2 separate regions of the Mus musculus genome follow, and region 1 is linked to region 2. Evidence: chromatin loops called from intact Hi-C (ENCODE). Cell type or tissue: left cerebral cortex. All regions are shown on one strand. Each heading gives the region's core, and the rest is flanking DNA. Links, peaks and the distances in the headings are about the cores only. Region 1 has its middle 550 kb from the start of Gm39038. Region 2 overlaps Ntrk3 (neurotrophic tyrosine kinase, receptor, type 3).

Region 1 (15,246 bases), core at 6,535-9,034, 270 kb before region 2:
CTCTTCCCAGGGAAAATCGGTTGTCTTAACTCTCAATGGCTTCTGGGAGATTAGGTTCTAGGCTTTGAAACTCACTCTACAGTGTCCACTCAATTACTCTTTTGTGGAAGAGGCAGTTAACTGAGAAAACTCTTCGTTTACTTGTGGGATGCTTTCATAGGTCCTGAGAGCTTCCAGCATCAAACATAGCCCATGGCGAGAAGGGCCGTGTCGTGCCAGCCCCTTCTGTACTCATAACTATCCATACAGTCCACAATGGAGCTGCCCTCTCTGCATGGAAGAGCTGGAGATGTGTTTCCAAACTGGAAATAAGAATAACAAGCATTGGATAGGTACAATGCACAGCCTCAATGCCAAAGCCTTCTCCACCTCTGCGAGCTTAGCTCTGCTCAGACAGTATTGTTCTCTTCCTTTGTGTGAAACAGGGAACTTAGAGAAATTCTGAACATTCGTTCAATATGCCACAGCTGTGTAGCAGCAGCCTGGAAAGCTCAACTGTAGCCCCTTTACTTTAAAAACAACACAATTAGCATGCATTCTTGGCTAGAAGTAGATAGTTCCCAAGAAATCCACTGAAGTTTTAGAAAAAGATAGCTGTTACTCCAAATTCGACATAATACCAGGGTAAATTCTTAATTGGATTAATTTAATCATTATAATAACCTTTATGAGTGAGGTGGCTAAGCTCAAATGTGAACTTGACTATGGTTAGGTTCAGTATAGAAACATATCTCTGGCCACTTCTGTAAGGGTGTTTCTAGAAGGCCTAACTGAGGATAAAAGATTCACTCTCATTGTGGGTGGCACCATCCTCTAGGCCAGGACTAAGTTAAAAGAAATAAGTAGCATGAAACCTGGTGTCCTTAGTCCACACACAATGTAACCAGCTACCCTACCTTCTTGTCACCATATCCGCCCCACCAGGAGAAATTGTGGCTCTTGAACTATGACCTGAAATAAACCTTTCCTCCCTTAAGTCGCCTTTCATTGTGCATTTGATCGCAGCACATGCGCTTTATGCAATGTGGCACTCTGTAAACTGCTTCTGTGATGTATAAGTCTCATGTCATACAGTTAGCTCTTCCATTTAAAATGTGCCAGTCAACACTTAGTAGAATATCATGGAGCTATGTACCTGTGACATGTTTTATCAGCCAAAAGCAACATAGAGCCCATTACCATTCAGGCTCTACTCTCCCAAACCCTTGCACTTAGGCATTATTCTTGCTTATATAAGATTTACCTAGTTTTGCTAATTCATTTCAGTGCAACTTCACTATGCATGCTCTTTCCTTTAATTTAACCTAATGCCTCCTCTGATCATCTACTCTGTAGCACGTATCAGAACTTCATTAACTTTTATTGCCAAATAATTTTCTATTGTATAGATATACAGCATTAAATCTACCTGTTTGTCAGTAAATGGGCACTAGGGTTATTATTCCTTTGGTCCATTGTAAATAGTGCTACTATAAACATTGATAGGGTTCACTTTTTGAAGAAATACTGAGAACAGGGGCTGCACTGTACATACCCATCTGCAATTCCTTCAGACTCAACAACACTTGCTATGAGCAGGGGTCTCATCCTGCTCATTTCCCCCATCCTGGTCACCCCCTCCCACAACCCTTCCTCCATCCCCTTCTCCTATGAGAGGGTGGGGCCCCTTGGATATCCTCCCCCCCCACCCGGGAAAATCTTTGAAGAGCTAAGTGCATCTTCTCCCTGAGGCCAGATAAGGCAGCTAGAAGAACATGTCCCAAGAACAGGCAACAGCTTTTGAGAAAGCCACTGCTCCAGTTGTTCAGAACCCACATGAAGACCAAGCTGCACATCTAATACATATGTGGGGGAGGCCTTTTTTAGTGGCTACTGATGTTAAGTGTCTTTTGATGTGCTCCCTATTTATTTGAACATTTTTTGGAGAGATGTCTATTCAGATCAACTGTCCATTTTTTAAACCAACATGTGTGCTTTTAAAAATACATATATTTGATGTAGGTTCCTAATCACATCTTGATTAGCAGAACTAGAATCAGGGAGACAGGAGCAGGAAAGATCCTGGACACATTGCATTTGAAAGAGGAGAGCAGGGAAGGGAGAGAAACTGGAGCCAGGCTATCAAGGCTGAAGGTCCCATGTCCTCTAGCCAGGTTCCATCTCTAAAATGTTCCATAGCCTTCCTAAACAGCAGCAGCAGCAGACAACCAAGTGTTCTAACACAAGCACATGAAGGATATTTCAAATTCAAACTGCATTATCCTAAGGGTGGTTTATAATATCTTATCTTGTTCTAGTAATGAGTTGTCCTTTCACTTTCAATAAAGCCATTTTGACAAGTTTATCTATCTTCCCTTCTGATACTTGTTCTTTTGCTAGTGTATCTAAACCACTGAATTATCCCATCACTAACATTTTTTTCTAAGAAATGTTATAATATAGTTTTAGCTGCTATGTTAATTTTAGTCTGCTTATAGTTAAATTTTATGTATCTTCTGAGGCCCAAGTTCATAGGTTTTATAAGGATGTTGGGTAGTCCTGATATCTTTTGTTGAAATCACAGCTCTTTAAGCCACTAAAAGGCTATTGCTATAAATTTGTGAGTACACTTCTAAGCTATAAATTCTATCCCACTTATTTATATAGCTAACTTTATGCTATCACAATTAAGAAAGGTAAACTCTCCAATGTTAGTTATGTTTGTTGTTGTTGTTGTTGTTGTTGTTGTTCATTTTAAGATTGTTATTTTGAATACCAGGCAGTCACTTGTTAATACTGAAAAAAGGAATTCCTGTAGTTGTTATTTTGAAAGTATTATGTTAAAATATAGATCAATTTTAAGACTAGAACACATAGCACTATTAAATCATCTTATCCATGAACATTAGATGACTCTCCATTTGTTTATATCCTTAATGTATTTAATAATGCTTTTTATAATCATCACATAAGCTTTTCACTTATTCTTTTAAGTTTATCCTTAAGTATCTTAGCCCTTTATAATCCTATTGCAAAATGAATCTCTCTTAATTCCATTGTGATATTATTAGCTGCTAGAATATAGACATGCATTTATATTCTTCCACACTGATCATCATGCTTCAACCTTAATGATCTCATTTATTTTCCCACGTTTTCATGTTGATTTTTGTTAAATGTACTCCAAACTACTTCGTCTAATTTAAGATTGGGTGTTCAGTTTAACTATACCTCAACTTCACAAAGATCTTCTATTTCATATAAAGAATGTGATGCCAAAGGGGGGGAAAAATTGGTTCAAAGGCATGCATGGCAGAATAAATATTATAAGTTCTCCATAGAAACAAGAGCTACGGAGCTTGTCGAAAGAAGACAATCTAAAGACAAATTCTGGGGAGGAAGACTACATTCAAGCAAAAGAGACAGAGAAGTGGCCATTGTGGGAAAAGGAAAGAAACTATAATAGAATAACTGACATAATGAACAAGCAGGACTGGTAAGGCTTGGAATGAAAGGAGCCTAGCTATGTTCTTGTCCAAAGCCCTGGCTCATTTATTCCTTCCCAGTACCCATTTCCCTGCCAACAAATAAGGTCTGTACCATTTACTCTAAAAAGAAAATCAAGAGGAATCTGTGAGATAATGCATGTATAATTAGCATCAATTTCCAATCATTATTATTTTAATGTCTTTAGAATATTATCTAACAATTTGCCACCTGCAGAAGAGCTATGAGATGCTTATGACTGTGGCTTGCAGAGATCTGAGAAGCACAGATTTGGGACAACAGTGGGCAGCATCCAGGATAAGGTAAAGAACAAGAGAGCAGTGTTGACAGGCAAGCTTGGACTCCTTGCCTTTGAGGTACCTGAGGATGAAGGAAGCAGGAGTAAGCCAACAGAAACAGGACTTTTCCTTATGAAGAGAAGTTTATGCTCCTCCTTATCTGATCAGGAAACTAAGAGCAGGTTTGGGAGCAAGATAGAAGGGACGAAAGGGAGAAAAGGATACCTGGGAGAGAATCAGATAACAGACAAGTGACAGGTGAGCCTAGGTAAGGAGAAGAGACAGCTTCTTCTGAGAAGTAAGCGCAAGCAAAGGGGAAGGATGAGGAGATGGCAGAACGCTGATATGGACAAGAAAGTATTTACTCAACCACTGACAGCACATTACTAAAATATTTTATATATGCTACTGTACAACTGATCATATCCACACTTATCAAGAAGGGAAACTGAAGTAAGGGAGAAATGGAGAAAGGGAAGGGATGGAGAAGCCTGGGGGTCCTGGTCTATGTACACGCTGCCTATCTTAGCTAGTAGAAGCCCTACTCTGCCCAGCCCAGTGTGAACTCCGTTGGCTAGATGCTTCCTTTCAGCCTGATTACTCTAAGCAATCTTCTGGAATATTTTTCACTGAGTCTTTCTTTTTTTTTTCCATTTTTTATTAGGTATTTAGCTCATTTACATTTCCAATGCTATACCAAAAGTCCCCCATACCCACCCACCCCCACTCCCCTACCCACCCACTCCCCCTTTTTGTCCCTGGCGTTCCCCTGTACTGGGGCATACAAAGTTTACATGTCCAATGGGCCTCTCTTTCCAGTGATGGCCGATTAGGCCATCTTTTGTTACATATGCAGCTAGAGTCAAGAGCTCCAGGGTACTGGTTAGTTCATAATGTTGTTCCACCTATAGGGTTGCAGATCCCTTTAGCTCCTTGGGTTCTTTCTCTAGCTCCTCCATTGGGAGCCCTGTGATCCATCCATTAGCTGACTGTGAGCATCCACTTCTGTGTTTGCTAGGCCCCAGCATAGTCTCACAAGAGATAGCTACATCTGGGTCCTTTCAATAAAATCTTGCTAGGGTATGCAATGGTGTCAGCGTTTGGATGTTGATTATGGGGTGGATCCCTGGATATGGCAGTCTCTACATGGTCCATCCTTTCATCTCAGCTCCAAACTTTGTCTCTGTAACTCCTTCCATGGGTGTTTTGTTCCCAATTCTAAGGAGGGGCATAGTGTCCACACTTCAGTCTTCATTCTTCTTGAGTTTCATGTGTTTAGCAAATTGTACCTTATATCTTGGGAATCCTAGGTTTGGGGCTAATATCCACTTATCAGTGAGTACATATTGTGCGAGTTCCTTTGTGAATGTGTTACCTCACTCAGGATGATGCCCTCCAGGTCCATCCATTTGGCTAGGAATTTCATAAATTCATTCTTTTTAATAGCTGAGTAGTACTCCATTGTGTAGATGTACCACATTTTTTGTATCCATTCCTCTGTTGAGGGGCATCTTGGTTCTTTCCAGCTTCTGGCTATTATAAATGAGGCTGCTATGAACATAGTGGAGCATGTGTCCTTCTTACCAGTTGGGGCATCTTCTGGATAAATGCCCAGGAGAGGTATTGCTGGATCCTCCGGTAGTACTATGTCCAATTTTCTGAGGAACCGCCAGACTGATTTCCAGAGTGGTTGTACAAGCCTGCAATCACACCAACAATGGAGGAGTGTTCCTCTTTCTCCACATCCACGCCAGCATCTGCTGTCACCTGAATTTTTGATCTTAGCCATTCTGACTGGTGTGAGGTGGAATCTCGGGGTTGTTTTGATTTGCATTTCCCTGATGATTAAGGATGTTGAACATTTTTTCAGGTGCTTCTCTGCCATTCGGTATTCCTCAGGTGAGAATTCTTTGTTCAGTTCTGAGCCCCATTTTTTAATGGGGTTGTTTGATTTTCTGAAGTCCACCTTCTTGAGTTCTTTATATATGTTGGATATTAGTCCCCTATCTGATTTAGGATAGGTAAAGATCCTTTCCCAATCTGTTGGTGGTCTTTTTGTCTTATTGACAGTGTCTTTTGCCTTGCAGAAACTTTGGAGTTTCATTAGGTCCCATTTGTCAATTCTCGATCTTACAGCACAAGCCATTGCTGTTCTGTTCAGGAATTTTTCCCCTGTGCCCATATCTTCAAGGCTTTTCCCCACTTTCTCCTCTATAAGTTTCAGTGTCTCTGGTTTTATGTGAAGTTCCTTGATCCACTTAGATTTGACCTTAGTACAAGGAGATAAGTATGGATCGATTCGCATTCTTCTACACGATAACAACCAGTTGTGCCAGCACCAATTGTTGAAAATGCTGTCTTTCTTCCACTGGATGGTTTTAGCTCCCTTGTCGAAGATCAAGTGACCATAGGTGTGTGGGTTCATTTCTGGGTCTTCAATTCTATTCCATTGGTCTACTTGTCTGTCTCTATACCAGTACCATGCAGTTTTTATCACAATTGCTCTGTAGTAAAGCTTTAGGTCAGGCATGGTGATCCCACCAGAGGTTCTTTTATCCTTGAGAAGAGTTTTTGCTATCCTAGGTTTTTTGTTATTCCAGATGAATTTGCAAATTGCTCCTTCTAATTCGGTGAAGAATTGTCACTGAGTCTTCTAAGGTATGACATATACACACCCTGATTTTTTTTCTTCTCCCTCTGCTCTAAGAGGAACCTTTCCATCAGGACAATGTTTCTGCATTACTACCATTTCATCATGTTGTCATACAGAGGTCAGTCATAGCCTTAGCAAAGCAATAAGAGAAAATTATATGGATATCTGAGAGCCACTTGGGATTGGCCTTTAATTCTGTGTACAAAGAAAGTATCCTTGTTTGCTGCTTTGGGTGTTTTGCATTCCATCTCCCTGTTTCCTCCTCTGACAGCATTGCCACCCCTGGTACATACTACTTTATTCTCTATCTGTGTGTTTGACTGTGTGTTCTAAAATATTCATGGTGGATATGTTAATTTGATTCACTATGGTAACCATTTTCCTATCTATATGTATCTTATAACATCATGTTGTCTACTTAAAATACACAAAACAAAATTTATTTAAGAAACAAGTATTCTAAGAGCAATGGAGATGGCTCCATCACTAAAGTGCTTGTCATACCAACATGAGGACCTGAGTTCCAGGATCTGTGGAAAAAGCCAGAAATGGTAATGTGCATCTTTAAAAGCAGAACTGGGTACCAGAAACAGGAAGAGTGCTGAAAGCTGCTAGTTGGCCAGTCTATTTTACTGTATAAGCTCCAGGTTCACTGAGAATGTCACTCTCAAAACAAACAAAAAAGGATGGGGAATGGCTGAGGAACTGGCTGGTATATATATATATCATAAAGCCATGCACACATGTATGTATGCACCACACACAAAAATAAAATATCCTTAAAACATAGATTGCAAACTCAAATAACATATAAAGTGAATATAAGGGAAAAATCATGTGAATACCTACAATGCCGAGCCTACATAATGGGGACAGCCTTTACTTAGCTCCAACTAATTAGAGTTGGGAAACTTATATACACAAAATGGGGGGGGTCAAACATTCTTAAAATCCATGTATTCAAATTATTTAAATGTGAATTTTCAAAATCATTAAATGTAAGCATCTAATTTAAAGCATCTTAAATACTCTTTACGTATTTAAAGCCTAATAAATGTTCAGCAAATAATCCTCAGATTTCTACTATCACTTTATATACTGTACCTCAGTTTACCCACTCAGACAGATCATCTTTCAAGATCCAGATTTTAGGAAAATTATGTTCCTTGGTACTTCCTGTGAGAAATTAAACCCAAGCCATCCTTTGCTGTGAAGCAGAATTGCCCCCAGGCCAAATCCAGTTCATGAATAAAATGTAGCCCATAGTCTGCTTTTACAAATAAAGTTTTATTAGAACACAGACATGCTCATCTACTTCTCCATTATACCTCTTTGTCATTACAGTAGTAGAACTGAGCAGCTGTCACAAAGACAGATGGTCCGTAAAGTCTAAAGTACTTCCCACCTACCACTTTATGGAAAAATTTCCTGACATCTGTTCTAAGGCACAAGTTTAGAAGAGACTGGCAAGATACACAGTGTTCCTCCATGAGGAGGCCTCCTGGTGTTGTGGGGAGCTGTGGCCCCGGTTAATAAGGATGCCTGCTGCTTTCCTCTCCATTTCTGGAATGCTTCTACATGAAACAACGGGGGTTTGGAAGTGGGAGACTTTATTGTCAATTCCATGACCTTGAGAAAATCCTCTCAAAATTCCACACAGAGTTTGCACATCTAGAAACAAATTCCCAGGGTTCCTTTGAGATTAAAATGAATCTGTACATGAAAGTGCTCCAAAGCAATTCTTGGTGTGTATTAGATATGTGATTAATATCTATCGCATTTAAAAGTATTTTGCCATTTGTCATTCACTTTGTCACAACCATAAGGTATGTCATGCACTCCATAAGACTTAGTCAACCAAGATGTTGGGAAAGACATGTTTCTCATCTGGATCATCATAGAAACTGAATTATGCAAGTAAGGTAATCACAGAAACTAGATAAACCCAGCAGTGAGTTAATTAAGGCCATGCCAGGCCAGCTCAGCTGTCTAGAGCTCTACTGTCAGCCTTAGGGTGCCTACTGTGATCTTATCTTCTTTGTGGCTGAGTCACTGTCCTTGGATGCAATGATCTGCAGTATGTCTAGAAACAAGCTATCCTGACCACAACCCAAGCCTTGTGATAAGTTTTCTATCAGTAAGGAGCTCCTTGAACAGGAGAAAGCTCCAAAAATGAGGTAACTGCCAACCCTGAGCCCACTCAGATCCTCAATTCCTTTGCTCCTTTGCATATTTCTTCCTAGCATTTGGCAGCCCTGGCTTTATCTCCTCTTTATGTCTGATGTTGCTCAAGAATTCAAGAGGGATCTCATCCTAATTAAAACCCAAAATTATTTATGCAGCCTCTCAGTGGGCCTCATTCTCAGATCAGAACTCATCCACTTCCCTCACTGTTTATTCGAATTAGTGCAAAGCTACAGGGTCTCTGAATATCACAGAGGCACTGAGCTTGCTAACACTGGCCTTGGCCACATGACTGTTCTATTAACCAAGCTCAGAATGCCAGTTTATTGCAGCACCATAGATACTATCTCCATTTTACCTGGAAAACAGTTTCTCTCTCTCTCTCTCTCTCTCTCTCTCTCTCTCTCTCTCTCTCTCTCTCTCTCTCTCTCTCTCTGTCTCTGTGTGTGTACACATGTCTGTCTCTGTCTCTCTCTGTGTCCATCAACAGCTCTGACATAATCTTCAAAATTATCCCCTGCCTGTTAAACTTTGTAAATTCTCCTCTCATGATCCATCACCCAATCCCTGGTGGAGCCAGTGTGTCCCACCTGGATGCACTTGTTCTTCAGGTTCTCATTACCTGCATTCTTAGCTCTCTACTCCTTGCTGGTGCTATCAATAAAAAACAGACTCAACCAACCCCCAACTCGTCTCAAATACAATCTCCTTCATAAAAATCTTCCTAAAATTTGAGCTCTCTGGATGAAAACTTTCTCTGATGTCCTGATCTGAGTTTGTTCCACCCATTATATTTTCCTCAGGAAGTCTGTTCTCTCCTATTTGGTCCTTTACTGTAACTGGTTGTTTGGATATAAACAGTGGCCTTCTTTGTGTGATCAAGGGCAGCAATGGTACCCTGCAATGATGCAATAAGCATGGGCTTTGGAATCCCAAAGACCTGCGTTTGATGCTCACTTCCATCACTTTCTTGCTCTTGAAATTTGAAGTGTACGCTCATCAGAACTTATCAGCAAAGTGAGAATATTCATATCTAATTTACTGGGTAGCTGTTTTGTTAAAAGTCCTCCCAGAAATTACAAACCTATTTAATTACTCCTGTTTGTCACTGCTTACCCTCAGATGCTTCACATTTAGTTGAGTCTATCAAGTTTTATTTTATTGCCATCTTTTGTCCAGGTACTGATATTCTTTTGGCATTAAAGGTAATGGCCTTTGTCCTGAAGATGTTTCCTTCCTATATGGAAGGCCTTGGCTTTGTCTGCATTGAGGCTTTCACAGAGTTGGTGAATATATGTTTTTAGGTCAGTAAAAGTTTCCTATACTTCCATTGGCTCTGCCAGAGCCTGACCAATACAGATGTGGATGCTTGCAGCCAACCACTGGACTGAGCTCTGGGAACCCCAATGGAGGAGTTAGGGGAAGGACTGAAAGAGCTTAGGGGGTTCACAACCTCATAGGAAGAACAACAAAATCAGCCAAACAGATCTCCCAGGGACTAAACCACCAGCCAAAGAGTACACATGGAGGGATTCATGGTGCCAGCTGCATATGTAGCAGAGGATGGCCTTGTGGGACATCATGGGAGGGGAGGCAGTTGGTCCTGTGAAGGTGCAATGCCCAGTGTAGGGCAGTGAGGTGAGAATGGAAGGGGGAACACCCTCATAGAAGCAGGGGGAGGGGTTATGGATAGGGAGTTTGTGAAGGGGAAACTGGGAAAACGGATAATATTTGAAATGTAAATGAATAAAATATCCAATAAAAATATTCATCTTATGATTTGTTCTCCAGACCTGAGATTATAATTTTAGGGTTGGGTAAAATTGATGAGCACCATTAAGGGTGGGTCTTAGGAGTTTGCTTCCTTGCTCAGCTCAGTCTCTCCATGGTTCGTTTTTCTGAACTGCATGAAAATCCTTGAATCTGGCAGGCATGGTTCTCCTCATAAACCTTTCCACCAGGGTCTCTACTGTTAATCCAGTGTGCCTGAGCCAAAAATAGCCTTACAGTTTCAACCATATGTGTCTTGCTGGCTCAAAGCTGGTGGCATTTCAGTAGCCTAAGATCAATAAGGCATAAGGGAAGGAAGCAATGTGTACAAATATATCTTTTGATAGCTTAGTGTCTGCTTTCCGACATCTTAATTTTTCTTGCCAAGCACAAATATCTTCTGGGCTGACCCATCACATCCACATTATCTGGGAGAAAAAGAAATCTTATATTCAGAATAATAGGTTACAACCTATTCTGAATCATGTGTCATATTCATAGTGGCACATCATAGAGAGAATGAATTACAACCTAGAATGTCATGCCTGTTCTTGGAGAATGTCCATATGTCAAAAGAGATCAACACAAAGGCTGATCTGATTAAAATAGTGGATGAAGCATTGGTGCCTCTGTTGTTCCTGTGTGACAGTTGAGATTTTCCTGATCCTTATGTTAGCAGGGTTTTCCCACTAAAGAGGTGATCAACATTCATAGTTCCCTTTACTGACCTACTATAGTGCTGCATATATTTTCTAGATCAATGGTGCATGAACTAGCAGCATCAGAATCACCTGGGAACTTGTAAAAATGCAAATACTATGGTCAGTTCCAGACCTGATTACTCAGATATTCTAGCCCTCCCTGGGTGGAGCCAGCAGTATTGACTAAAGATAGCTTTCAAGATTATCCCAGTGGGTGCTACAGTCTGGGAAACAGCTCTAGATAGATGGCCAGCACTTCAAGAAGCATGAGTATCCCAAGAGATAAGTTAGCAGCTTTTAGTTTCCTAATGTCTTTCTCTAGAGACTCTCAAAAGAGATCACAGAGTCCCTGATATTCCTGTGCATAGATTTCCTCCTGCCATCTCCTCATCAGGAGATTATAATATGATCTGGTACAACATCATTAAGACATTTTGTTCAAATATTTGTTTGACAGTGTGTGCGGGGGATGAGGGAAAGAGAGAAAGAGAGCACTCTCATGAGCTCAAGAAGAATGTATGCATTCAAAGGGTGAGCATTCATAGAGGTGTTAGAAAAGTGACCTTTCTACCTTTAAGAACATTCTAGCAAGTTCTCAGATTTGTCAAAACTGAAACACAGGAGGAAAACACCACTCAGCCTTTCTTAAGTAAGAATTGCCAAACACATGGTAGCCCACCATCTGTGAGTATGATGATGCGTCTGGAGCCCTCATTATCCCCCTGTGCACAGGAAGGGATCAGACTAGCCACTCTGAGAACAAATCTGGAATTCATTTATAGCCATACAGGAGCCAGTTTGAGCAGTGATCTCTGCAGTCTACTAGCATTACCCACAGCCTAACCTGTCACAGCTCCTGCCTAGAGAGAATTTATGTCAAGGCTGGTGTATTATTGTCACTGCCCACTCTGTGCAGCACAGTGAAGATGACATTTAGCGAAGTTTCACTGCTCTGGTATCCTGTATGCAGGCTTGTGTGTGCATCAAGTGACTTCCCTTAAAGGGAGCAGGAACTGAAGAGGTGCCAATGAGCCTACAGTGAAACAGATTCCTCCCACGTCTTAGCAGCTCACAGGGAAGGAAAGACGGATCAGATAAACCAAAAAGTGAGCAATCAGTCTGATCTGTTCAGGTCCTGCTTGCTAAGAACAGGCAAATGAAACACAGAATATTGTGTCCCTGTATATATGGCACAGAAATATTACATGTGTATAACATCCTATGTTTATATGTTTTATATTCTATATTATATAAAATATTCTATATATTATATTTTACATAATATATGATATTCTAACTATGTAATACATATACTTATATTGTGCCTGTGTATGTATGTGTGTGTGTATGCCTGTATAAATGTTTGTATGTGTGTATGTATATAAGTTACATATATACATACACACAATCTGTGCCTATATGTATGTATGTATGTATGTATGTATGTATGTATGTTATCATTGCATGGTTGGCAGTGTAGAAGCCCAAGAAAGAAACCATATCTTCAGGAGAGATGAGAACAACTCAATAAAGATGATGCTGTTGATGACAGCCACAGTGGGGATGAGGATAGGTATGCTACCCGCAATTCATTTGTTACTGCACACCTTCACTGCATCATGAATATTAGCTTATTTAATTTTTACAAGAGACCCCAGAAGGGGAACTATTTTTTTTTCTATTTCATAACCAAACTATGGTATATGAAGCTTAGATGGTTTAACTAAAATTTGCAGTGGAATAGAAATTCAAACTTACACGGTGTCTAGATACATAAAAATACTTCCTGAATATGTGAGTGTAGTTGTGAATAAATGGAACATAATCATGAATGAATCAGCTGTACCTGACGACCAGAACCAGTTTCACCCCCAGCACTAATGTGTGCTGTTGTTTTAAACTCTGCCTTGGGTTTACATCTATAGTAATTCTCACCTTGTCAAACCCAAAGTCCAATTCTAAGTATCAAAGAATGCATGGGGCAGGCAGCTCACTTAAGTGACTGCTTGAGAAGATCATTTAACTCTGCTTGGAAATATATAGGTGACTGGCAGAAGGTTCTTCCTGAGTGTGCCTGAAAAGCTTACTGTTTAAATGAGGAAGCAGAGTAGAGAAGACCCATTCTCACCAGTGTGAGTGGGCATCAACTGATCCTGTGATAGCCCAAGTACAAGAAAAATGCCAAGGAACTACATAGATTTTCCTAAAGAAATGGGGCTGTTCTAGTCTTCAGGACCCAAGACCTACACCAGTACTTCTGACTGGCTTACTTAAACAATATTGCTGGCTCCACCAGGAAGCCTATGGTGTCTGAGTAAGTAGATCTGTGGCTAAATCTATTATTTGCATTTTATTAAGTTTCCTGGTGATTCTGACACTACTCGTAAACACACACACATACACATGCACGCACGCACGCACGCACTCACGCATGTGTGTGCAGTCTTGGTATATGCAATAAGTTATACAGGTTTTCCTAGTTCTCCAGCTTGCAGATAGAGTATTGAGGGGCTTCTCGGTTCCCACAGTTCTGTGCACCATCTCCTTTAGGTATCTTTCTATATGTAATTAGTTCTGATTTCCTGGAGAACACTAACAAAGACATTGCCTTAGTCCATGCTTTCCCATGATTGCTCCAGCTGAAAGGTACCACTCTTACCTAAACATTCTCTAAAGCTTTGCTCAGAATTTCCGCTAGTGGAGAGGAAAAAGTTCTGAACAATGATGCTCTTCCTGTCTCTTGTCTGTTCAGCCCTGGTAGGATCACACTATCATTTTGTAGCTACTTGCCCGGCTCCTGGACTAGTCTCTTTGTCAGGAGGGATAATGACGTTATTTTTGTATTTCTGGAGACTATTCCTACTCTAAGTACACATTACTTCCCACAAAATGTTTGTGCTGTTCATGCATATATGGGAAATTCCATGGAGGGAGAAGTTCTACTTGGCATTTGCACAGCAGATGTCTGTTTGTCCCTGTGCATTTACACTGACAAATGCTCAGTAAAAGGGACAGAAGAAAGTAAGTTGACTCGAATCTGAGAAAGAAATCACACACACACACACACACACACACACACAGAGAGAGAGAGAGAGAGAGAGAGAGAGAGAGAGAGAGAGAGAGAGAGAATGCAGAGAATGCAGAGAATGCAGAGAATGCAGAGAATGTTATTCTTGGACCAGATAATTTTTGTTATTGGGTCTATCTATTTCTTTATATTATTGTTATTAGAAAGCCTGGCCTTAATTCCTGAGAAGCCAGTAGCAGGATTTTATTGTCATTTATGAAACTGACGTAGCAAAAAACTATGGCTGAATACCTCCTATGGGGTAAAAATCCGCTCTAGGTGATGACAATAGAAGCTATTTGAATTTTTGTATTTCTAAGTTAAACCCATGCAGACCTCTGCCTTGTGATATAGTCTGACATGAAATACAATAGGATCAGACAAGATCGGGCGCGTACATGAAACTCAAGAAGAATGAAGACTGAAGTGTGGACACTATGCCCCTCCTTAGAATTGGGAACAAAACACCCATGGAAGGAGTTACAGAGACAAAGTTTGGAGCTGAGATGAAAGGATGGACCATGTAGAGACTGCCATATCCAGGGATCCACCCCATAATCAGCTTCCAAACGCTGACACCATTGCATACACTAACAAGATTTTATCGAAAGGACCCAGATGTAGCTGTCTCTTGTGAGACTATGCCGGGGCCTAGCAAACACAGAAGTGGATGCTCACAGTCAGCTATTGGATGAATCACAGGGCTCCCAATGGAGGAGCTAGAGAAAGTAGCCAAGGAGCTAAAGGAATCTGCAACCCTATAGGTGGAACAACATTATGAACTAACCAGTACCCCGGAGCTCTTGACTCTAGCTGCATATATATCAAAAGATGGCCTAGTCGGCCATCACTGGAAAGAGAGGCCCATTGGACACACAAACTGTATATGCCCCAGTACAGGGGAATGCCAGGGCCAAAAAAAAATGGGAATGGGTAGGTAGGGAAGTTGGGGGGAAGGTATGGGGGACTTTTGGGATAGCATTGGAAATGTAATTGAGAAAATATGTAATAAAAAATATTAAAAAAAGAAATACAATGGGATAGTTAGGGACTCTGAGCATTCAATAGTCTGTTTGCTTGTTTAGAGAGCATCGTCTGTAAGACTTA
Region 2 (15,246 bases), core at 7,634-10,133:
GATGTCAGCTCCAGTCCTGGCTTTTCTTAGTGCTTCCAACACCCAAGGTTAAAATGTTTCTAAACCTGTCTCCATGGTTTCCAGTTTGCTGCCCCATCTACTGTTCACATGTCTTCAAAACTGTAGTTTCTTCTTTCATACTAGCCTCTCACCTGTGGGATGAAAGCATTGAGTCCCATTGGCCCAGTCAGAAATCACTCCATGATCCTGTTTGCCTCTAGATTAATGGATGGATAATCCATAGAGCCATGTTCTACCTGATTTTCTTCAGTCTCCATTCATTCCTCAGCCCTCAACCCATATTCTCATGGCTTCATTCCATTGATACAGTTGTCCACATGTCACTAAACACAAATCTTCTTTTTGGGATTGGATGGGGTCTCATTACCCTGCATAGCCTGGAATTAACTCTATAGTTCAGGTAGCCTCAAAATTGTGACAAGCTACCTCTGCCTCATGAGTGCTGAGATTACAGGTGTGCATCACACACTTAGAAATTACTAATACTCAGCCTGGATTAATTTTTCTAGACTTCACTCAACACAAGTTACTTCCAGGTACTTTCAAAGCTAGCTTGGCCTATCCCACCATTAGCAACTTGTGCATGACTAGAGATGCTTATTTATCTTGAGAGATAAGGTTATTGCCAAGATTATGAAATTCCAAGAAACCTACACCCCACGGGTACCTCCTACAACATAATGTGTGACTTTGTTGTAAGGACCATCTCCGTATGAAACAGTTTGAACCCAATCCATAGCCTATACTTAGCAATTGTTACTCAGTAAATCATAGAATGCATGATTAAAAATTATGTGTACCCCTGATACATAGTTTATGAATAATGTAGGTCAAACTTTAAGGAGTCAGGAGATATGCCTTCCCAAAATAACATTAAAAGGAAAGGAGTATTTAAATAATGTCTATTGATAACCTAAAATTTAACAACTACCTGTTGAGCACCCACTGTGATGGGTACTGTAGCATAAGCAGATTGGAGACTGTCCCACCAGCTCTGGCAGGAAGTAGGGATGGAGAAGGCACAGTGAAGTTGGCAGGAAGCAAGATGGGTCTGCTGTGGCTGTAGTAGCTGATCAGTGTGTATCCTATATCCTGAAAGCTCTTGCTTCATGAACCCAGGTCATCGCCAGAAGGACTAGTCAATGAATGGACAGTGATGTGCACATGACTTTATTTTGCAGACTGGCCATCCACAACTATAGCTTGCTTCACCCCCTAGAATGGCTTCTTTGATAAGGAGGGGAGAAGAATGTGTTCTGAAAGCTCTTTTAAATTTGCTTCCTAGCTAGCTGTGACATCGAAGAGGAAGTTATAGCATCTCATATGGCAGGTTATGCATGCCAAGTGGCTTTCCAGAGCTGGTTTCTACTGTCCCTCACCACCTGGCAGATAGGAAAGGTCAGCACCCAGGGATCTTGGAATTCATGTGCCCATTTTGGCTTCCACATTTAATGATGACCAATGAACAGCTTGCTAGGGCTGTAGGGGAGACACAAGCCCAATTGCACTTGTTGATTTTGACTTCAACACTCCTCCACTCAGCCTTTCTTATTTTGTCCTGTTGCTACCAGATCTTGATCCTTAATGTCACTTCCTTATGCTTGCCTGTGTCAAAACCTGGTTAGGCTTCTTCTGTATCACCTGCTTTGGTGTTGAGGAGATTTTCCTCTTCCCAGAACTGCATCTCCAGTTGACAAAGGTGCAAGAATCAGAAGAAAGAAGTCTATGTTTCTACTGGTCACCTTTCACTTTCTCCATACCCACTCCCAGAGAGACATAGAACCTTGTTAGGATAAAGAGATAGCACATTAGAAACATAGCCCAATAGCATTGCTGTTGCCACCACAGTGCTGCTAGAGAGAAAGCATGGCTATCAGCTAGCCTCAAAAGCTTTTAGATAATCTCATGATTGCTCTCTTGACCTAAAGAAGATTCCTGTCATGATTCTGAATGCTCTCCAGCCAGTTAACTTCTTTCCAGCTTGGACGCTCCTCTACCTCCAGCTCAGATCAATGGGTTGGCTGGAAACAGTGTATTCCAGATCTGTCTGCATATTCTACAGCCTGTTTCAATCTCTACTGTCATACTCCATCCAACGTGCCACCAGAAGGCTGACTACTTAAAGGTCAGGCCAGGCCAGGTCAGGATTCAAGAGGACTGACTCCTGACATCGTTCTGACTTTGAGAAAGTCAAAGCATCATACTTAGCCATCTATACAGCACATGAGATTAGAGACTCCAGTCAGGATCCCATGAACATTTCTGGATGGTGTAACTCAGAACTCTCAGTCTTAATATGTGGTCATGAAGAGAAAAAGCCATTTCTCCTGATGCAGGCTTGTGAGCCCAGATGCTTGGGAAACAGAAATAGCCCAATTTCAAGATTAGCCCAGGCAACTTAGTGAGATCCTGTGCCTTATCCAGCACATGCCAGTCCACTTCTAAGTACTGACACCACGAACAAAATTAAGTGGGTTCACTAGATACCTGCCTACCTGGGGGACTATAAGCAAGCAGAGCTGACTATAATAGGTGAATGCGGCCATGCAATGAATTTGTCACCTCTGGAGGAGCTACCACCATGCCACCCAGCCTCCTACCCTGCTTAGCTGACAAAAGCACTCAAACACCTGTTACCCAGAGAATTGAACATTTAAACAAAATAACCCAGGTTTCCAAACATAGGGGGCTAATGCAATAAATAAAGGCATTATCCAGGCACGTACTGAGGTAGGCATGTTGGCACAGACTTGGTCTACATAGAAAGACCCAAGAAAGAAGGAAGAAAGGAATGGGAAAGGAAATGGGGAGAGGAAATTCCTATTTACTGAAACTGTAGAGATCTCATTCTCATATATTGCTCTTAGGGAGTTCATTACTATTACTATACTCATAGTCAATATATGAGCTAGGTATATAAAATAGATATACAAATGAATTTTGGGGTGTCATTTGGCTCCTCAAGTGACTAGCATACTTAGATTTAACCATATTTATTTAGGATAAAACTATTGTATTTGTTTACAAGAGCTAAGGCTACACCGGAGTTAAATAAAGTCTTACCCCTTAAAATGATGGATTAAATACATGTTACAACATGAGGGAGTAAGTAGAGAGTTGTGGCACACATGTGTAATCCTAGGACCTAGGACTCTGAGGAAGAGATAGAAAGATCATGAGTTCAAGAGCAGCCTGGGCTACAGAGTAAGAACTTTTCTAAAAATTAAAATAAAATAAGAAAGTGCAAAAGTTTCAAGAAATAATAGGAGGGTGTATTATAAAAGTACACAATAGTGTGTGTGTGTGTGTGTGTGTGTGTGTGTGTGTGTGTGTGTGTGTGATATAGCCTCCTTTGTGCTAAATATGAGAAAAATTAAGAACATGTATTTATATTTCTTCATATTTAAGTTACTTGTGTTTAATTCAGAGGGACACAGAAGAATATTAACTGGGATTGATGGTACTGGTTAAAGAACCTGCAGGTGAGGGACACATGTAGGAGGGACAGTGTCCATAGTTTATACATACAAATACTGCAAAAGAGTAGAGACAAATGCAGTATCTTAAACAAGTTTATATATACTTTAAATAAGCTTTATATTACATATCATATACATAAACTTTATAAAGTTCACATATACACTTTATTTTAAATGTATATTATAGTAACTTTATTGAGGCATTGTATACATACCATAAACTTGACCCATTTTAATGTAAAATTCAATGATTTTTAGTAAATCTCCTAAATGGAATAACCATCAATGTAATCCAGTTGTAGAGGCTTTTATCATCCTAGTGAAGTATGTTGGGCCATTCGCACTTCATCTCTGTCCTCACCCAGGCTTTGGTGACCTGACCAATAAACTAACATCTGCCTTTCTAGCTTTGAGTATGCCTAACAGTTGATACAGATCTTCCTTCTTTTACCTGGCCTTTCTTGAGGTTCATTCATTGCAGCATGCATCAATATTTCCCCATTTTTAGTTGTTAATGGTATTCCACAATAGGCATATATCATATTTTGTTGACCAACTTGAACACTTGACCAACTTACTAGGTCACAGACATTGGGTTTTTCTACTTCTTGCTATTAAAAAAAAAATGATGCTTTCATACACAAGTCTTTGTAAGGTATATTTTTGAACCATCTGGTAAATATATTACCTATACACAATTTTTTAATATTGCAAGAGATAAATGACACAGCACATGAAAGCAATCTTATAAAAGAGAAAAATAAAAACAAATGTGTGTGCACATTCACATAGAATGACTTTATCCTGTTAAATAATTAAATAAGTACACAAAAAAGATTAGAAGGCAGAAAGCTAAAATGTTAGCAGAGTTGTCTCTGGGTGATGAGATGGTAGATAATTTATGTGTTTGTATGCTTTTCTGCATTTCACTGAATTTTCCACTGTGAATATAAATTACTTTTGCAATCAGAAAAAAAAAAGCACACTGTTATTAAGAGTAGAAAAAAATCTTTCCCATTCAATTTTTCCAGTGTCTTTACCTCTCTATTACAGACAGATTTTCTCACAACAGTCCACACATGGAAGCAACGGTGGATGGACTCACCCAACCCCTATGGTGTTGGTTACAGCATACTGATAATCACAGAGTTCCCCAAAATACCAATCAATTGTGAAGACCTTGAGATCAGTCTCCATAGCAACCTGACAAGGGCATGACTCTATGAGCATTGGCAGAACACAGAGATGGCACAAAGTCCAGCTCAGACAGTCTGGAGTAGGCAAAGAAGCTCGGTGCTTAGCTGCATAGGGACAGGTCTTCCAAAGCTTGAGAAGACCAGCAGCTCTTTAAAGGATGGAACATTTAAATCTTAACTGATCATTTAATTGTGGGATCCTGTGAACTACCATTTCCACATATACAGCTGCAAATAGATGGCATGATTCCACATTTTTAAGAATAGCATTAGAGGCCAGTGAAATGTCTTAGAGAGTAAAGGCACTTTCTACCAAATCTGATGATATGAGGTTTCTTTCCAGGACCCACACACAAATTGTCTAACCTACAAACACACACAGAGAGAGAGAGAGAGAGAGAGAGAGAGAGAGAGAGAGAGAGAGAGAGAGGGAGAGGGAGAGGGAGAGGGAGAGGGAGAGAGAGAGAGAGAGAGAGAGAGAGAGAGAGAGAGAGAGAGAGAGAGAGAGAGATGAGGGAGAGGGAGAGAAGCATGCACAAATAAATAAATACATGTAATTAAAACTATTTTTTAAATGCCATTTGAGAGGTAGATGTTCTTTCCTCTGTGCTTAGATCTCACACAGTTTCATCATATTGTTTCCTAATTATTCATTTATTCACACAGGATCTATACCTTATTAGTTAGAAGCAAATATCTCTGATGCCCAAAGATTAGGAAGGTATAAATCAGGCTATCATGCTGTTGAGCAATTTATAACCTTGTTAAACATATCTTCAGTGTAATTTAAAGTGATGCCCAAAGGATGCTGGCTTCTTGGTGTTCTGAGACATATGATGCTAAAAGTTTTACCCCTCGCTTGTTCCTCTTCTCAAAGACCCCATCTTCAGCCTGCATCAAAACAGGCCTCATATGGATACATGTACACATTCAGTCAACATGTGTAAGTTCCCTTACAATAACCTCACATCCCACTACCCAAAGTGGTCCTTCAGCCAAGCCTAGCATGACCATCTAAATTATAGCACTCTTAGAATACCTTAGTGGAGAGTCTGATAGGATCCTGGAAGCACATCAAGAGCTTTGGTGAGGAAGGTGAGGCAGCTAAAGCATTATCAATGAAGGGGGTAGATTGTAGATGATCATTTCCCATGGCTCTTGAACACTGGCAGGTAGAGAGGGTTCCAAGAACGATACAAGTCTCTCTTGCTCAAGACTAAGGAATACTGCTGGGTGTGTTGGCGCACGCCTTTAATCCCAGCACTGGGGAGGCAGAGGCAGGCGGATTTCTGAGTTAGAGGCCAACCTGGTCTACAAAGTGAGTTCCAAGACAGCCGGGGCTATACAGAGAAACCCTGTCTCGAAAAAAAACAAACAAACAACAACAACAACAAAATACTAAGGAATACTGCTCTACATTCTCATAAAACTGAAACTTGCCAATCTTGGCACTGTTAATGTTGTGGGCTGGCATTATTCTTTGTGCAGTGGAAGCTGGAGCATACCACCCATCCTAAGTTATAACAACCAAACAGGTCTCTATGCACATTTCCCCAAGGGATAAAACTGGCCATCAGTTGAAAGTCACTGCAGTAGACTATCAGGCTCTTGAAAAAAAAAATGAAACTTCTTGACTTAGCAACAGAGTATACACCTCAGAGAAGATGTTGCCATGTGGTTGAAGGATGAATTAGTGACCCAGTATCTACTTAGGGCCCCCCCAAATGTTGGTTTTTAAACTCTGATATTGGGGACAGAACCCAGTCTCTTGTACATGCCAGGTAATGACTACCACTGAGCCCCCAGAAGTCATTCTTAGAGACCCTATTCCCATAGTGAGACTGTGAAATATTAGTAACAAAGAGTCTATCATAACTATATTAAGGTAGTTCTCACCTCTATTATACAAATGATGTATCATAGGAGGTATGGATACTGTTACCCACAGCAAACTATGATGAGACATGTATCTGTGGGGTGGTGTGTTGGGTACCACATAGACTTAACCTACGGTATATTCCATCCTCTCTAATGAATCCTCTTACTTGTATAAGGGCTGGTTTAAACACTGCTGGTTGGCATATTCCTTAAACAAATCCAAATGTAATTTGTAATGGAAACTATAATACACAATAGCTTCTCTCTCTACATCTCCAACCTTTCACTGACTCTGCTCTTATCAATGGGATTTTATAAAGCTGACAGACCCTCCTCAGTTTGCTATGTAACATGTGAAATTTTTCTAGTACATTCCCTCATTACTTGGTGGTGACATCACTCTGAGAGCTTTGTGCATGCTCATGGGTACAGACATTTTTTGTTCTAATTTCAGATATGACTTCAATAATTTTTAAGAGTATAAGAGCTCCTAAGTCAACGGGTGCTGATTTAAACTACTATGTGGTAGAAAGTGGGGACTGGATGAAAATTATTTGGAAGATCTTTATAGAGACTCCAGTAAGCTACTGTAGAAATAAGTGCATCTCAGAGTTTCTAATTGGAGTGTCATTGTGATATTTTAGCTGAAAAAATGTTCTCTAGGCTCATCAAGGTGGATCAAAACAAGTCTAAGGGGGAAAAGTGCAAGCATTTGCTATTTTCAACAAAACACAAGCACCCCAAACACAGTGATCCTTGTTTGTGTTTGGAGGCTCACTCATGATCTGATTTACACTTGGAGTAGCTCCACTTCACTAACCACAAAGTGTTCAAACTTTAGCTCTGTTTTTCTCTCTCTGCATGTCAGGAGCACACAGAAAGTGTTATTAGGAAAGTGACAAAGGACACATTCATGCCCGCTGTGAAAAGGGAAGAGTGAGCTCCTGAAGCCATTCTTACTTTAAAACTTGATGGGTTCCATTACCTGTGTTATAGAATCATAATGTGTAATTATCACCAAGAGGCTTTCTTTGCATCACTGACCAAAACAAACCAGATACCCCATCCAGTCCAGTTTGACTGTCAATCCTTTTGTTGCTTTTGGTTTCTTCTTTTAAATTTTCTTCACCTCTTTTCTCACCTCATATAATAGAGAGCTTATATCTATGCTACAAAGTGCAAATATCACATGGCATCCTTGATAGTCACAGAAGAAGCATAGGAGAATTGTCTCCATCATCTTTCAGATGAAGCAATTGAAAGGTGAAATCGACCTTCCTGGATGTATTGGTGTCCAGGCCAAGACCAAGAGGATTGCCACGCACACATGGGCTCCCCTGAATCTCTGCCTTGAGAAGAACAGACTGGAAGCTGAGAGACAGCGAAGGGCTATCCAACCACATACTTCAGACCCTTGAAGGGAATGGCATCCATGCTTTTCACAGTAGTTGTTTCCAGAAACTGCCTCGTCCAACCCCTGTATCAGATGATGTTGGTTTTCTACAGTGTCGTGACAGTAGACAACCCAGAAAATGGCCAATAGCACATCAAGGACAAAAAGAAGCTTTACCAGCCAAATACTGGAATGTAAACTCCCATCCCCGTGCCCGTCACTCCTCTATAGCCTGTTTCCATCTTCCACGTTATAAATAATTCAGTTTCCTTTTCTCTTAAATATCACAAAACCAAGTTGGAATCTTTATGTAGAGGATTCTTCTGTGTCCTTCTCTCTCTCCTCCCCTCCTCTCCCTCCCTCACCAGCCCAGGCAACTCCCTGGAGAGCGACCTCTCAAGCTTTAACATTTATTCTTTGACATTTCAGACTATTTGTTAGGCAGAGCTGCCTCCTTGAAATCAAAGTTGGAAAATCTTGCTGAAAACTCCCGCTTGGCCCTGTCCAAAGGTGACAGGAAGGGTCTGTTAAACCCCAAACACTGGCTTCCTTCCTCACCCAGAGAAACCATTTGATCCCTATGCACAAAAACAGCTTTCTGTTTCTCTCTCACACTCTTCCCATGCCATGGGGTCAGTACATTCACCAGAGAGTCCCCAAGAGCCAAGAGATGTTCCCTGCCAGGAGTCAGCAGTGGCGTACTGGGACATGGCATTCAGGGTGCCTGTAGAATAGGTTATTTACATGGGTGTCAGTCAGGCTTTTTTGTCAGATACTGAAACAAATACAGGATGAGGAAAATTAAGTTACTTACCCCACATCACTTGCTTAGTGGCAACGCCGAGACTGGGATTCCCATCTTCATTTCTGTGTGCCACCACTAGGTGACATCAGTCTGTGGGAGTGGCTCATGCTAGAGAAGTCTCAAGCTCCTTTGTGAAGGGACTTACCATATGGAGGACTGAGCCTCCTGTTGGGTAGAGATGTGAGGTATGGTCCTTTCTTGATATCTTTGACATCAACAGGTCACTGATGAAGCATCCTTCTTAGGTCTCTTTCAAAAGCTTCTAACTACACAATAACCAGTGTTTCCTGAAATATGTGTGTGGAATGTACTAATAGATGTTAGGTAAAGAATGCTCTATGTTCAATTATGTTGGAAAACTTGCAGAATAACGAGGTTTATTTACAGCAGGGGTTTTCAGAGCCTTCAATATCCTAATGTACAGTGTGAACCTGGGGATGAGACATGTATGAGCCGTGTGATGCTCTCTAAAGCTATCTGATGAATCTTTCGAATCTGATAGACTTAAAGGGGGTGCTGCTAGCGCCAGTGATGAGAGACACATGATCTTCACATCATTTATCTAGTAACTGAAATGGGAAAATGATTTTTCTGCAGGTTGGGAAATTCCAAATTAAGGAAGAGCCATATTGCGGCAGCTGAAGCCTTGCCCAAAAAACTGAACTGTCCATGTGGAAAAACAGTTGGGGAAGTGGCTGACCCAATAAAATGATTATGGTAGCCATTGTGGTCTTCTTCTTAAGCAAGTTGGCTATTTGACATCATGGGTGTTAACCCACAAATGTCTGTTAGGGTCACAAGAAATGCCAAATCGACAACCATAAAGATTGAAGCATTCTGTTATCATTTAGATACAGATTGAAAATTTTAAGCCATGAAATTCCAAAATATGATCTGTAATGATGGCACCTCCCATGGTGCCCACTGACTGGGAAAAACCAGACTCCAGGGCCCACTGGTCAATTCAGAGTCAGCTTCCTCTCAAGTAAAGAACTTGAGCAAAACTATGGAACCTTGATAGAGATATCCAGAGAGTTCCACAGGCTCTGGCTATACCTTTTTAGCCAAACTGATCTTTCAGAAATAACACTCCCAAAGAGTTGCTTGCAGATTTATTTCTTCCACCTTATCAGCAGGAAGGTGATGATACTGATGTGCACACAGTGATCGATCCAGTTAGCATCTAGTCTGTGTTCTAGGATTTCCAGCTCCCTAGGACTAGTGATTGGCCTATGGGACACTGACCTCAGGTCACAGATGTGCTCTTATTTTGATCAGGTGGGACTGTGATTACTCCTCCATGAAAAGCAGCAAGAACAGCTGCGGGCTTAGAAACCTCCTGTTGCAGAGGCTAGAGCCTTGTACCATCAAACTCAAGGGTATTTTAAGTACCTGAGTGTCTGAGACCAAGTCATATTTCCCATAAGGATGCAGATGGCTCTTGCCTCCAGTCATCACCTTCTCTTTCCCTGAGAAATCAATTTGAGAAGGGGACCAGGATTCACCAGTTTTTGCCAAATACCACTGCAAGCCTTACAATATCATATCATATCATATCATATCATATCACAAGGACACAGACACAGCACAGCTAGCATGTGCTCAGAGTAAGGAAGTTAGTGGCTCTTCAGAAGTTTGTAATAGGAAATTTGCCAGGCCACATCTGACAGCATTGAAGTGACTTTACCCATTGTCAGCTTAGGTCTTTGTCCTTCTCACTGGCAAATGAACTTCAACGTCAAGAGAGGCAAGAAAGCATATTTTGAAGGGAAAAGGCTACTTGCTCCAATGCAGTTCCCAAAGGCAGAACCAAGCCTCATTTAGCTGCCATGGTTCCAGAAAACATAAAGGTGGCAGAAACAGAAGGAAAGAAATCTTTAAAGGCAAGCTGGCCTTGTAGGTCTTGCACCAAGGCTTTCCCCAGTGTTACTTACCAAAGTCTGGCTTGGTGGTGTGTTCTGAGTTGCTATGATGCTCTTGATTGGGGGGAGGGCACAGGTCTAGAATGCATACCTGTGGGCAGCCTCACCCCTTGCTTCTTAACCCCTGTCCATGGCTGAATGGGGGTCCTGACCACCCCTCCTCTAAAGCCACAAGTGTCATTTGACTTTTTTTCAGTTGAAAGGTGAAGTAAGAATTCAGTGGTTTGGAATCAGAATATTCAGGGTCCACTCTTTCTGACTGTGCCATACACCCCATCTTTATCCACTTCAAACCATCAAGGTTATACTCATTTACATCGAAAAGGTGTTGAAAGACTGTGATTTGCATAGGGTCACGAGTTAACACTGTGATTATGTAAAGCCAAGGAGTGTTTCTGATCATGTGTAATAAATCCCTGTGTCTTCTAGTATGCAGGACTGGAAGTCCCACAAGAGCTGTCATCAACGGCTTTTCCTGCAGCTGTGGTTGCTTTCTGAGAGTCTGTAATCCTGACTTTGACCTTCACCCAAAAGGTCTCAAGTGCCCACTGGGCCTGGGCTGGAGGGTCCCCACACAGGCGTCATCAGCATCCTTTATGACCTGCCAGGATCTATGCTCCACAGAGCTCACCCTTAACATCTTACTTCTGTTTGTCCCCATCTATGGCTTAACCCTAAGAGTTCCCTCCTGATTCCCAGACATCTTCCTACAGACTGGAACATGCAGAAACTTTGAACAAGACTCCAAACCTTTAAATCCACCTGCAAGGAGATGAGAGTGGGCAAGGAAGACTGAGCCCCTGCAAACACACTCAAAGACATTTTATGTTGTGGGGAGCCATTCTCCTGATGGAAAGACTTCACAAGGCAGAGGGGTCACAGATCTTTTACAAGCCACGTAGAAATATCTTTCCTGACCAAGTTGTCCTTTAACAAAAAAATGAGGCTAGGTTACTCTTCAGGGGTTTCCATCATTGTGTGCAAAGAAACAGGGCCCAAATCCTGCCCAAGCAGGCTTCTGATTCCTGATGTAATTTTGGAACCACCCCCTGGCTACCACATCTCCTTCAAGTCACTTGTGAGTTCAAGTAGGGTTGAAGGAGGAATCTGATTTAGCTCTGAAAATACATTGTCAGATCTAGGCTGAGATTCTCTTGGGAAGTGGGAAGTCGAGGGGGCGGTAACCACAGGATTTCTGGAGGCAGAACGCAGAACCAGAGCTTTCCAAGGAAACCCAAGACTGCTAAGTAACTTCACCCACATCAACCAGCATTAAAGAGCATGGAGTGACGTGGGTAGGTAGAACAGGCCGAGGAGAGGAATGGGGTCCAAGGCCAACACTGGACGCTGCAGATGCAACTCAGGTCCAGCAGTTTCTAGTCAGCCTCTCTCTCTCTCTCCACTGTCAAACAGAAGAGTTTCCACCTTGTCTCCCAGAAGAGCCTCAGAGGAACCAAACCTACTCTTCGCTATCCTATTTATTCTTTTTGTCTTTCTGCAAACTGGTATTTTGCATTTTGCATCAGAGTCACGTTAAGCAACCTGTGTGCGATTCTGACTTCAGTGCAGGAGTGAGCAAGCACTGAAGAAGGAAGACTCCACTCTGCCCAATCCATGACTGTCTTAGCTCAGAAAGCTACGCAACAATGAACTTATTCTGCATTGATCTGCCCATTCTTGGGCTTGCTCTGGGGAACCAAGCCCCCACCATCTACCTTAAGATTATATCAGACTCTTGATCTTTGCTCTATTCTGGTTTCGGCCTAAAGGAACTGGGCCAAATTAGAATTAGAGGAGGTGTCACAGCCTAGTATTCTGCTGCTGCTGCTGCTATCACACCTACGGAGAGGGGGAGGTGAGCATGCATGTGTTGTGAACTTGGCTGCAATATGGAATGCCCATGAGAGAGAGAGGAGAACCTGGGAAGCTCAGAGGCCAGCTTCTTAGCTTCTAATTTGAAGCTACTTAGTGTCTGATCTCTGCTTGGAAAGAATTGTATGGCAGAGATTCAACACACCAGGAGATCTCAAAGACAGTTCCATAAGGAAGCAGGGGATAATGCATAATCTTAAGGTAGAGGGTAGAAAGCTATCAGGGTAAAGCCTCTAGGAGCAGAAAGGAGGCTGCTTTGTGGGACCAAAAGAATGACCAAGAGTACCCTGAGTACAGGCATACCCTACGATACCATTGCTGTGGAAACCCAGGGTAGCTAGTGACTTTTCCTGAGCCTCACTTTCCCATGGATAGAAAAAATTCTGGTTCTGAGCAGGTGTTTCCTATAATAAACAGGGTAATGATCACAAGTGCTCTATTGTGAACCTAATTTGAGATCTTTAGCCCTTAGTTCCATGAACTGGCCACACAACACTGCCTCATGCACAGCCTCTATATGCTGTGTCACTCAAAGGTGCCCAATAGAGTAAGCACATGGTTGAGTTTCACAGTCTCCAATACACACATGTGGCACCTCTCAAATAACACTCCAGAATAAAGACCTGAAAAGCAAGCTGGGCCCATGGGTTAGCCAAGCATAATGTTCTACTACAAAATCTCTTAAGATCAAACCACATGTTTAAGTCTAAGAAAGTCACCATGAACATCTATCAATGAGCTCTGAACCAAGAAGGTGAGGAAACTGCGGGTCTGACTGGTAATGCTCCTTAGCCCTCCAATCTGGCACTCTTTCTGGACTGATGGTGTCTCTGGGAGTCTGTCTGCCCCCAAGGTCTAATGGGGAGAATCTCATGGCACATTAACACATATCAGGAAACCATGGAAATGACACCCCTTGAGATGAGACATTCTTTATCAAACTCATCCAGGTCCTTCTTCTGCCCAGAAACCTTCCTGCACATCTCTGGCATTCATGATAGTGTCTTCCAATGACATTGTGTATCTTCTCAACTCTTACCAGATCTTCTCACACATGGCACATGACCTTGCCTCATACCTCACTAGTAAGATAGAAGCCACCATGCAAAGCCTCCTTTATGTTCTTGCTACTGAACCTCTGAACCACTCTATGCTTTCCTCTTGTGTTCTTCTCCCTAAGAAGAGTTCTCCATGCTAACAAACTCATGTTCCCTCCCATCTTCTCAGGGGTTAGTCCCACCAACTGTCTGTGCCATGCATGGGATAATACAGAACTTAACTCATATGAACAACCAAAGTCCTCCCTTGAATTCATGACCCTTTCCTTAGTCCCAAGGATAATCCTGAATACCAGAAATCTCTGCCCCAACCAATCTTGGAACCTCAAAGGATATACAAAAGTGGGAGTTAGTGCAGCCTCTATACCAGGCCACTCTTATGGACACAGACTTGCGTTAGGGCAGGAAGTATTCAATCAGACATGTGTAGAAAATAAAATGAGTGATGTTATACAGAAAGATACCAATCTCATTTTAGCAACACTGCCACACCTCCCACCTACCTTAGCCTGTTTCTCCTTTACTTCCTACATGATGGAGTTTCAACAAGCCCCAGTGAGGCCCAGAGAAGAGTCCATACCCACCTACTATCCTTTCCCCAACACTTGTTCTCTTGCTTGCATTCCTCCCCAAAAGAAACAAACACAAAGTACAGAAGGCATTTTTTTTAGCCTTTACACTTGTGTTGAGGCCAGGATCCAAGCTTGGTTAAAGGCATACACCCCCTCAACTCAGCTTTTGACTTCCAGTAGGATCCGGGGAGTGTCCTCCACATTCTGGGAGCCCATGTAGACCCTGACAAGACAGCCAAACCATGGTGACTGTGAGTGTGCATGTACATATTTCTGTATATATGTATGTATAAAGAGATTGGTCTGTAATTTCAGAGAATAATCTCTTTCTAAGTAAGGAAAGATAAAAAGGTACTCTGCCAGAGGGAGAACCCCACGGGCTCGCTGATACATCAAAGAGAAAGGCTCCTCACCCCAATTCCCAGGTCCCTTTGTACATCAGCTCTGAAAATAATACTTTTACAAGTTGTAGCTTCTCAAATAGCAGAAAACTCCCCAAGTACCAAGGATATCAGTAGCTCTAGTAGTAACTAAAGGAATTGAGTTTGGATATTGCTTCTGCCTGTCACACTTTGTAATGATAAACACTGAACATCTCTAGGTTCCTAATAAGATGAAGAAGCACTCCATTGTAGGAATCTGAGGTACCTGGAGGGGTCTCCATGAATCCAACCGATGGAACATATTTTAAAACCCTGTCACTAGCAGAAGTGTGCTAGAAACTTCTGCTGAAAAGTAATATCAATATGGAAAACAAATTCTGGGCAGCCTGGAATTGCTACATTTTAATATTCTTTGCAAAACTTCCAAATAAGAGGTCTGATGCAGTCATTTCATTAGAAAATAAAGTGTTTATTAAGAAACTATACACTGAACACTCCTATAAGTCTCTGTGGAAACACAATGCCCCATTGTCATAGCACAAAGTGAAGAAATGCCAGAATAAAAGATGCTGCGATGGATGGAGCCTGGGAGGCTGGAAATGAGGTCATGATTTACAACAATTAAAAACATCATCCTCAAGCTTACTCCTTAAAGCCACACTCAGGA

Evidence for each region. A loop is a pair of places that touch in the nucleus more often than their neighbours do. Peaks named below come from ENCODE experiments on the same cell type or tissue, not always from the same donor. Only the 100,000 strongest peaks of a DNase experiment are listed, where the experiment ranks them.
Region 1: it touches region 2 in a loop (2.7-fold over the local background); 2 of 42 quality-filtered maps call a loop at or near these places.

Annotation. Positions count from the first base shown.
Region 1 is chr7:78,015,404-78,030,649 of GRCm38, forward strand. No RefSeq gene overlaps it. Among named protein-coding and RNA genes, the nearest start is that of Gm39038, 550 kb to the right of the region's middle. In left cerebral cortex, for the core only: no CTCF peak of the experiment used is centred there; DNase peaks (open chromatin) are centred at 7,854 and 8,477.
Region 2 is chr7:78,285,663-78,300,908 of GRCm38, forward strand. All of the region lies in intron 12 of Ntrk3 (neurotrophic tyrosine kinase, receptor, type 3), which reads right to left. Among named protein-coding and RNA genes, the nearest start is that of Gm39038, 280 kb to the right of the region's middle. In left cerebral cortex, for the core only: a CTCF peak has its summit at 8,847; a DNase peak (open chromatin) is centred at 8,848.